Linked DNA regions of Homo sapiens: regions 2 and 3 are each linked to region 1. The links are chromatin contacts, found by Hi-C or POLR2A ChIA-PET in ENCODE. All regions are on one chromosome and are shown on one strand. Each heading gives the region's core, a stretch centred on a gene start or an enhancer-like site at or near the end of the contact. The rest is flanking DNA. Distances are from core to core; before and after follow the strand shown. Region 1 has its middle 42 kb from the start of TMEM181. Region 2 overlaps TULP4 (TUB like protein 4). Region 3 holds the start of TMEM181 (transmembrane protein 181).

Region 1 (2,670 bases), core at 84-2,583:
CTCAGGGAAGGTGACGGGGTTCAGGACACACACCCCAGAATGTGGCACCTTGGCATTTGAGAAAACAGCAGAAGCAGGAAGTTCACTCTCACCTTCCCCACATCCCCTGGCCCCTGCAGCAGGCCCAAGACCCTTGTTCCACAGGTGCCCTCCCTGCCCCCAGAGGAGAGGAATGTCTCCATCTCTGAAGACACAGGGGTACAGAGAAGAACCTGCACAAACGGGCACTGCGGAGTCCCCCAGCTTATTCCCAAGGGATCACACCCCTTTGTCCCACTGTCCCTCACACCTGTCGACTTCTTCATCAGACTTAGCAGCGTAAAAATACACAGGTGTCGGCCAGACACAGTGGCTCACGCCTGAAATCCCAGCACTTTGGGAGGCCGAGGTGGGCGGATCACTTGAGGTCAGGAGTTTGACACCAGCCTGGCCAACATGGTGAAACCCCATCTCTACTAAAAATACAAAAATTAGCTGTAATCCCAGCTACTCAGGAGGCTGAGGCAGGAGAATCGCTGGAACCCGGGAGGCAGAGGTTGCAGTGAGCTGAGATCGTCCCACTGCACTCCAGCCTGGGCAACAGAGTGAGACTCCATCTCAAAACAGACAAACAAAAAAACAGGTGTCTGTGTCTTTGGGTCCTCATTTCTGAAGGTTCCCATGTCATGTAAAACTTGCATCACTTAACAATGAGAGATGTCCTGAGAAATGTGTCACTAGGCTGTTTTGTCACTGTGGGAACCTCACAGAGTGCACTTACACAGACCTAGAGGCATGACCTGCGGCACACTTGGTCTCTGTGGGGCCGCTGATTGCTTCCGGACTGCAAACCCGCACAGCATGTCACTGTGTTGAACACTGCAGGCAACTGAAACACAATGGGAGGTATTTTTGTATCTAAACATAGAAAAGGGACAACTAAAATCCAGTGTTATAGTCATACGGGATCACCATTGCATATTCAGTCTGTTGTTGACTGAAGCATCTTTATGAGGTGCATGGCTGTATTAAATAAAATTTGTATGGTTTTCTCTTGTTAATGGGGGCCCTGGTCATGACCCTAGTGATGGATGAGGAAAAGAAATGTTTCCTCCCCTGCAAAGGTTTGGTCCCAGTTAAAAGATGGGGAAATCTCAGATAGAAAATCGTAAGTGACTTTCCTCTCATCCAGGCAGTGTGTGTTGAAAAAGAGTCAGGAGCAAATCTCAGAGCCATGAGGCCGCAGCCCCTCTTTGAGAATCGCTCCTTGAAGCATCCTGAACCACAGAGAACAAGCGCCGGCTCCCCAGGGAGCAGAAGCCAGCACCTCAGATAGAAGCCTCCCCTCCAGGGAAATGAGTCACAGACGAGCCCGGGTGAGGCTGCGCGGCTGCGCCTGCCCCGACCTTTGCTTTTAACTTCCTTTCTCCTTTGCAGTCACCTTCCCATGAGGGAGATGATACTCCGAAGATGGGTTCATTTTGTCCAGACTTTGTCCAGGTTCCCGAAGATGATCTGGAGGATCATTTTATTGTATGTTTATGGAAATAAACAAAACCAGTGCCAGTGAGCCTCGCAATAGAAGGTGGTGAGTATAAAATGTAAACGGCACCCTGATCAGCACTCAGCCTTCTTCGTGTTCACACTGAAACTATCCAGCCTGCCAGGTCCTTGCTGCTGGGTAAACAGCATCTCCCCAATTCCCCGTGCAGTGCTCTCTGTTGTTTGGGCTCCGTCCCCTCTGGTGCCCTCTTCAGGAGAACAATACTTTCAGCTGAAGGTTATAAATTGGCAAACAAGTGGAGTGGTGTGTTGGTAAATAGCTAACAACCAGCTCTCCAGAAACACACAAACTTGGAATGAATAAATATACCTTACATGAGCATTATAAATTGTATTGCTATATAGGATGTGTAGTACACAATTACAATAACAAAATACACAATATTTTTCTTATAACTCCATATAGCCAGACTTAATAGCTAATGCTTTTGTTGATTTTTGCCAAATGTTTGTCTTGCAGCCAACCTAAGATTGTAATTGGTAAACAAATGTAGCCTCAACATGAATGTTGGTTATTTTCATTTACATTTTTGAGCAAGACAAAAGTGAAACAACGAAAATGTGTCTTCAGTGAAACACCATAAACATATGTTAGAACTTTACTCATACATTAATGACATAAGCCATTTCTTTGCTAAATGGGATAATAGTTTTTGAAGATCAGATCTCGATTCTTTTGTGCTGTTTACAATGTGATGGTGCAGATATGACACATTTTTAATTTAAATTGCATTATGAACACTGCCTTCATCACATTCTTAAGTCTAGAGCCTAGACTAAAACAATGAAATGAAATCAACCCTGATTTGTGGCTTTTGCTGATTTCCATGGTATAAATATTCCCACCAGACTCACTGAAGGAGGAGTTGGAAAGAGATGTGCCTTAAGTAGCAATTTAATTTTATATAATGACTGTATTTAAAAATTGGCTCTCAAGATTCCTGGAAATGTCACCCTCAGCTGTCACGAGGCAGGGAGAGCCGCCTGCAGCACCTCCCGGCTGTGTGTGGTGTGTGCTGGGGGGCAGCATAAGCCCAGACTCTGATTGGAGGGCTACACAGCATTGCTGAGTCTAGGCAGGCTGAGGCACTCAGCTAGAGATTTCAGGACACAGATTTTTTTTGGTGG
Region 2 (2,670 bases), core at 86-2,585, 43 kb before region 1:
AAAGTGCTGGGATTATAGGCATGAGCCATTGCACCTTGCCCTTCTTCTGTTTTAAAGTGAACTATTTTGCACATGTTTGTACAGACATAAAACATTTCATCCTACTAGGTGCATTTTCTTCAAGACAGATCCCCCATCCTTCTTAGGGAGAGCTACAGAAAGAACAAACAAAGGGTGGAGAGGGAGGCTGGAGAGCCTCCGACTGTCCCAGGAATCTGCCTCCTCGGTGGCCGGGTAGCCAGTCCTCAGCCCAAGGCCTCCCTCAGTCATCCAGAAACCCTGTGCTGGCACTGCCTGGTTTTCCCTGTCCAGGACCAGTATAGTTGGTTTTTGTTCCTCCTACATTTTCAGAAGACTCTATCCAACTCACTGCTATATACAAAAATAGTAATATAGTGAGGAAGCTTTCAATTCCAATTAAATAGATTTCTCCTCTCAGCCAGGCCTCTGCTCAAACCACCTCCAGGGCAGCCTCCCTGCTCCCTCTCTTCAAAAAGACCCCCTTGCTGTTGCTCTGGCTCTCGCTCAACACTGTTTTTTACTTCACGGAATTTCACTACCTCACGTTATCAGGTAGTTCCTGTCACAGATACTGAGATACAGGTTGAGTACTCCTTATCTGAAATGCTTAGGACCAGAATTGTTGTGGATTTCAGATTTCTTTTTAATTTCAGAATATTTGCATTGTATCAGGTGAGCATCCCAAATCTGAAAATTCGAAATACTCCAATGAATATTTCCTTTGAGCATCTTGTTGGCACTCCAAAAGTCAGATTTTGGAGCATTTTGGGTTTCAGATTTTCAGATTAAGGATACTTCACCTGTATTTATTCTCTCCCTGCCACGCCAGGATGTAAGCTCTACAAGGGCAGAGAATGTATTTGATTCATTGTCAGTCCCCTTATAACTAGCATGGATCTGTCCATTTGTATACATTTAGCAAATATTTATCTAATGACTAACAGCTCAGTAGATAAAAAAATGATTGGCTGGACGCATGGCATGTCTTGTGTACTAGCAGGAGGAGAGGTGGCAGAGTAAGGAACGGGCACCAGGCCTTGATTGCCACACTCCCTGGTGGGAGGTGAGGCAGGGCTGGCCCGCATCTTTTCCTTTCCGGGGCTCAGCCTCAGCATTGAGGGGGAGAAGCCAGAGGAGAAGCCTGCCCCTCCATGGGCCACTCGCCTCCAGCACTGTGGCCTAGAGTTTGTCCTTTCCAGCTGAGCAGTGGTTCTCCCTGTTCCACCAGACCCACACTCCCTGAAATGCAGCTCAGTTTCTTGCACTTTTGCCTCAGATTTAGACGTGTAAAATATGTGAACCTCCCTATGCAAATTAAGATTTGAATGTCATCTGCTTCACAGTTCTAGCCATCAGTTCTAAAAATAGTCGTTTTATGGGATTTGAGAAAGAGATTAAGACCGCAAACTTACAATTGAGTTTTTCCCTAGCAGACAGCAGCTGTTCAAACACAACGTGAATCTGGGAGCTTTGAAGAGCTGTGCTGTTCTGCTGCGGCTCAGCCTAGTAGGCGGAGGTTCTTAGGGAGGAGGTACCTTCAGCATGGGTGAGGTCTGTGGGCCTGCAGACAGTGTGTTCATGTTCTGCCATCACCCATGAACCTAGAGGACAGAGTGATGGAAATTGATGACTGTGAGGTGGCAAAATCAGGACTAGCGTTAGTGAACGCCCCGCCCCGTGTCTGTGGCCACATGCAGTTAGCGCCATTTGACTCTTGTTCTTGCCAAAACTACAGAACATTTGTAGCGAGGGCTTTATAGGCTGGAATACCAGTAAACAGCCAGGGAAAAATTAACACCAGCAGAAATGTGACTTTTAAAAAGTAAGATGACCTGTTAGGGACTTTCTGTGGACTTACAGGGGTCCTGAGAAGTCATACCCTGCTGCCTCACTTCTGACCAAACAGTCATCACAGTCATTCATTTCCCCAGGTCAGTGATGACTCAGAATCTTCAGACAAGAGGGGCAGTTCTTGTTATCTGTCACTCCTTCCCCGTTTTTCTAGCACAGCCTTAAAATTATTATGGCAAAGGTACCAGCGTTTATTTTGCTGCTTTATCATCTTACATGGACTATATGCTACACAAACTAAATTAAATTAAATCAATGTGTCCGTGCCCTGCCCTCTCCCAGAGTAAGTTTTCACTTACTTGGGCAAGTAAATGAGTGCTGCACCCTAATTAATTTAATGTAAATTCCTGTGTTGGTGTTCTTGTCCCATTCTTAGAAGAGGGGATTTCCTGGTAACGTTGCCCTAGATAATAATTATTCCTTTGAGACCCTGCAGACCTCACTTCTCCAGGCTAAATAATTTCAGCCCTTTTTCTCCCAGGTTCTAATGTTCCATCCTTTAATCTTTCGCGTCTTCTCACTCCTGCTTGGCTGAGAATTCCAAGTCGTCCGAGCGAATGCGCTACCTGGTTTGGAGTCACACCATCCTCCCTCGCCTTCGAGATGTGCCAGCGACTGTGTTCCGTGTTCATCCAACCATGCTACCTGCCTAATTACCTGTGGGCTCTCTTCTGCTGTGATGAACCCCGCAGATCATTTATTTATATGCTGTGTAAACAGCCTGTTTCTCTTCCTATTTGCCTTTTCTATAGACATGTTTGGTTTGTTTCTGAGTAAAGCAGCTTTGACCAAATGGAC
Region 3 (2,670 bases), core at 74-2,573, 42 kb after region 1:
AAAACGCATGTTTGGGCTGGTTGCGGTGGCTCACGTCTGTAATTTAACAGGCTCCGGGGTTGGGGACCCCTGCTCTAGCTCATAGAACTCCCTCCGACTCACCCCTTCCCGCGCCCCACGTCCCTGTGAACAGTCTGTCCCTGCAGGTACCCAGTTTCTGTTCTCCGGTCTTGTTGCTATGAAGAACCCTTTCCCTCTGCTTATGTATGAAAAGAACTTAAGAAATAATCTTTTGTTATTCCTTGAAGAGTTGCGGTTTAGGATTCAGAGCACTAATGAGATTTTGTGTAACTATTCCTTGGTGTCCTGGCTTAGGGTGTGCTTTGCTTGGTATCTCCCCCTTTTAACCCCCCTCTTCCTAATATCCACCTCACCCTCCAGATTCAGCCCAAACTCTGCATTCTGTCCCCTACCTTCTCCACTCCCCCAAGGCGAGTTAGGCACCCTTCCTCACTGTAGCACCCTGAGCTAAGGCTACCTAACTTACTGTTGGTAATTTTCTTTGCCTGTAATTTCACTGAGGGCAGGAACTGTTCCTTATTCATGTCCACACTTTTCTGCCAATAGTAAGCCTGTTTACAGTTTAGTGAATGAATGAGGATACATTGCAAAGGAAGCTTGGAAGTCCTTTATTTAACTCATGCAGACCGACTTTAAACCCACAGCACACGGGAACACGGGACATTTTGAGTAATGCTCCAAAGAGAATCTCAGAAATAGCCAAACCTTGGTTCTCATCCATTCTTGATTACAGAAATGGGGAACACTGAGCCAAGATGCGAAATCAGGAAAGTGCTTTTGGTCCACTGGTCTAGCTGCAGTCTAGAAGCGGCTTGCGGGAGAAGCTACCAGAAAGAGCCCGGAAGGTTCCTGTCATCATTCGGGGTGGCAGAAGTTTGTCCTGGCTTTTAACCTTTTTTGGGGTCACAAGACCCTTAGGGAATGAATATACAGCTATAGCTCCTCTCCCTAGAAAAATGCAGACACCCATAGTGTTTTCCAGACAACTGCAGGGCATTCGTGGACTCCCGAGGCCCATCCTTACGCCCCGACACTCGGGAAGTAGGAGTGAATGAATGCGCTGTTTACCTGCCCTAGGGACAAGAGGTAAACTAAGTCATTCATTCACTCATTCCTTCTGTCTTGAGCCCCAGCTCAGGGCTAGCCTGGGTGCTCCCGGCCGTGGGGCTCCGCCCCGGCACGGGGCCACGAAGGAGGGCCACCCCCCTCGCCGCGCGCCCGCGGCCCCGCTTCCACCGCGCCGCGCCCTCTTCCGCCGTGAGAGTCGCTTCCGCGCACGTGATCTCGGCGTCGCGCTCTGATGAGTTTTCCGCGGCCGGCCGCTGCTCAGCCGCTGTCGCTCCGGCTCCGGCTGCGGCTGCCGCTGCCGAGGCTGCTGCGCGGCGCCTGGCGGGCTCGGGACGCGCGGGCCGGGGCCGAGGGCTCTGGGCGCCGAGATGGAGCCGTGAGTCCCCGGCCGAGCGGGCGGGCTGGCTGGCTCTCCGGACACTCCGGCCGAAAGTTGGGGATCCCTGGCTCCCGGCGCCGTGCCGCAGGGTCCCTGGCGCCCACGTGGAACTGGGGGCAGGGAAAAGGGCGCTGAAGGGGGCTTCGCGGGCGGGTCAGGCGGAGGTGTTTGCGCGGGGCGAGAGTAGACCGGGGCCGGGGCTCCCTCCTGCCTGCCCGCCCGGCCGCGGTTAGAGACCGGGATGCGGTCGGGGTTCCGGGACGGGGCTGCGAGCCACAGCGCTCACCGGGGGGCCGAGAGAACCGGGGGCGCTGCGGCCCTTCCCCGGCGTAGGGTGGCCGCCCGCACGGAGTCCCGCCGCCTCCCGGGCAGCCTCTCCTGCCGGAAAGGCCCCGCCCCGTCGTCCCCTCGGTATCGAGAGCGCCCCGCGCTGCCCTGCGGTCTCGCCCAGCGCCGGGTGCGAGGCTCTCAGAGGCGATTGGTGACGTGGGCACCGGGGAGCCTGCCGCAACAGCCCCTTTGGACTCGGGGTGTCGAGTTATATGAGTTTTATGCGTTTTACGATCTGCTGACTTTGGGCTTTTTTTTTTTTCTTTACCTCTTTGAAGTCCAGGGTTTTTAATGAGGAAAAACCTGTTTGGGGTCTCGTGGACGCCATCCCTAAAGCTTGCTTTTGACCCAGCAGTCGCCTAGGTGTCCCCCTGGGCGCATCTGGAAAAGAAGGAGACGGAGTTAACCAGAGGGTTAGCGCCGCGTGGAGTTGCAGAAAGTCCGGGAGAAGGAGTGGCCCATATGTGCAGCCGCGCCTGGCGCAGGAGGCTTCCAGGGCCGGCTCCCTGCACTGAAGGCAGCCTCCGAGGGGCCTGGGCGCGCTTCTTGGCTTATATGCGGTTTTTGAGGCAGAAGGGTTTTGCTTTGGATCTTTGCTGATTTCTCTGGCTGTGGACGTGGTCAGAGAAGTGACACCCAGGCCTGTTGCCTCAGCGCAAGTGCCTGTGACAGAGAGATCTGTTTTTCCTTCTGCTTCCTTAGAAGTTTCTGACTTTGGTATGTTGCTTTAGCACCTCTTGGGAAACTGGAATGGCATCAAATATCAGACCTATGTGGATGTTTTAAAGATTTTAAAAGCCAAGTGGAGGTAGGTTAGCAGTATTGCCTCTGCACAACTCCAGAGGGCAAGATTCTTGTGCGGCCTATGTAAA

The links. Hi-C counts contacts between places; a loop is a spot of excess contacts on that map. ChIA-PET counts read pairs that join two places held with the same protein, here RNA polymerase II (POLR2A). Pooled maps may share reads with other maps.
Region 2: a loop to region 1 is called in a map of GM12878, with 5 times the contacts of the local background. The contact joins two enhancer-like sites. A Hi-C loop is called at or near these places in 1 of 168 maps with a recorded cell type or tissue (GM12878), 22 of 37 single-sample maps with no recorded cell type and 7 of 50 pooled maps. POLR2A ChIA-PET finds 5 or more read pairs at or near these places in 4 of 52 experiments (BJ, GM12878, activated naive CD4-positive, alpha-beta T cell and 1 more).
Region 3: a map of GM12878 shows a loop between it and region 1 (2.0-fold over the local background). The contact joins the promoter of TMEM181 here to the enhancer-like site in region 1. A Hi-C loop is called at or near these places in 7 of 168 maps with a recorded cell type or tissue (CD4-positive, alpha-beta memory T cell, GM12878, HepG2 and 3 more), 18 of 37 single-sample maps with no recorded cell type and 14 of 50 pooled maps. POLR2A ChIA-PET finds 5 or more read pairs at or near these places in 14 of 52 experiments (CD4-positive, alpha-beta memory T cell, H1, HEK293 and 9 more).

Annotation. Positions count from the first base shown.
Region 1 is chr6:158,517,003-158,519,672 of GRCh38, forward strand. No RefSeq gene overlaps it. Among named protein-coding and RNA genes, the nearest start is that of TMEM181, 42 kb to the right of the region's middle. Within about 2 kb of position 1,334, at least 11 of the 41 ENCODE cell types and tissues checked have a DNase peak (open chromatin) inside an H3K27ac peak, as active enhancers do; they include GM12878, where a contact is called at or near this core.
Region 2 is chr6:158,474,081-158,476,750 of GRCh38, forward strand. All of the region lies in intron 6 of TULP4 (TUB like protein 4), which reads left to right. Among named protein-coding and RNA genes, the nearest start is that of TMEM181, 85 kb to the right of the region's middle. RefSeq lists enhancers at 680-1,252, 1,300-1,349, 1,670-1,749, 1,770-1,849. Within about 2 kb of position 1,336, at least 8 of the 41 ENCODE cell types and tissues checked have a DNase peak (open chromatin) inside an H3K27ac peak, as active enhancers do; they include GM12878, where a contact is called at or near this core.
Region 3 is chr6:158,558,768-158,561,437 of GRCh38, forward strand. TMEM181 (transmembrane protein 181) reads left to right here and starts at 1,324. Exons shown (of 17, transcript NM_001376852.1): 1 at 1,324-1,465. The coding sequence starts at 1,458. RefSeq lists a silencer at 1,015-1,934 and an enhancer at 2,354-2,670.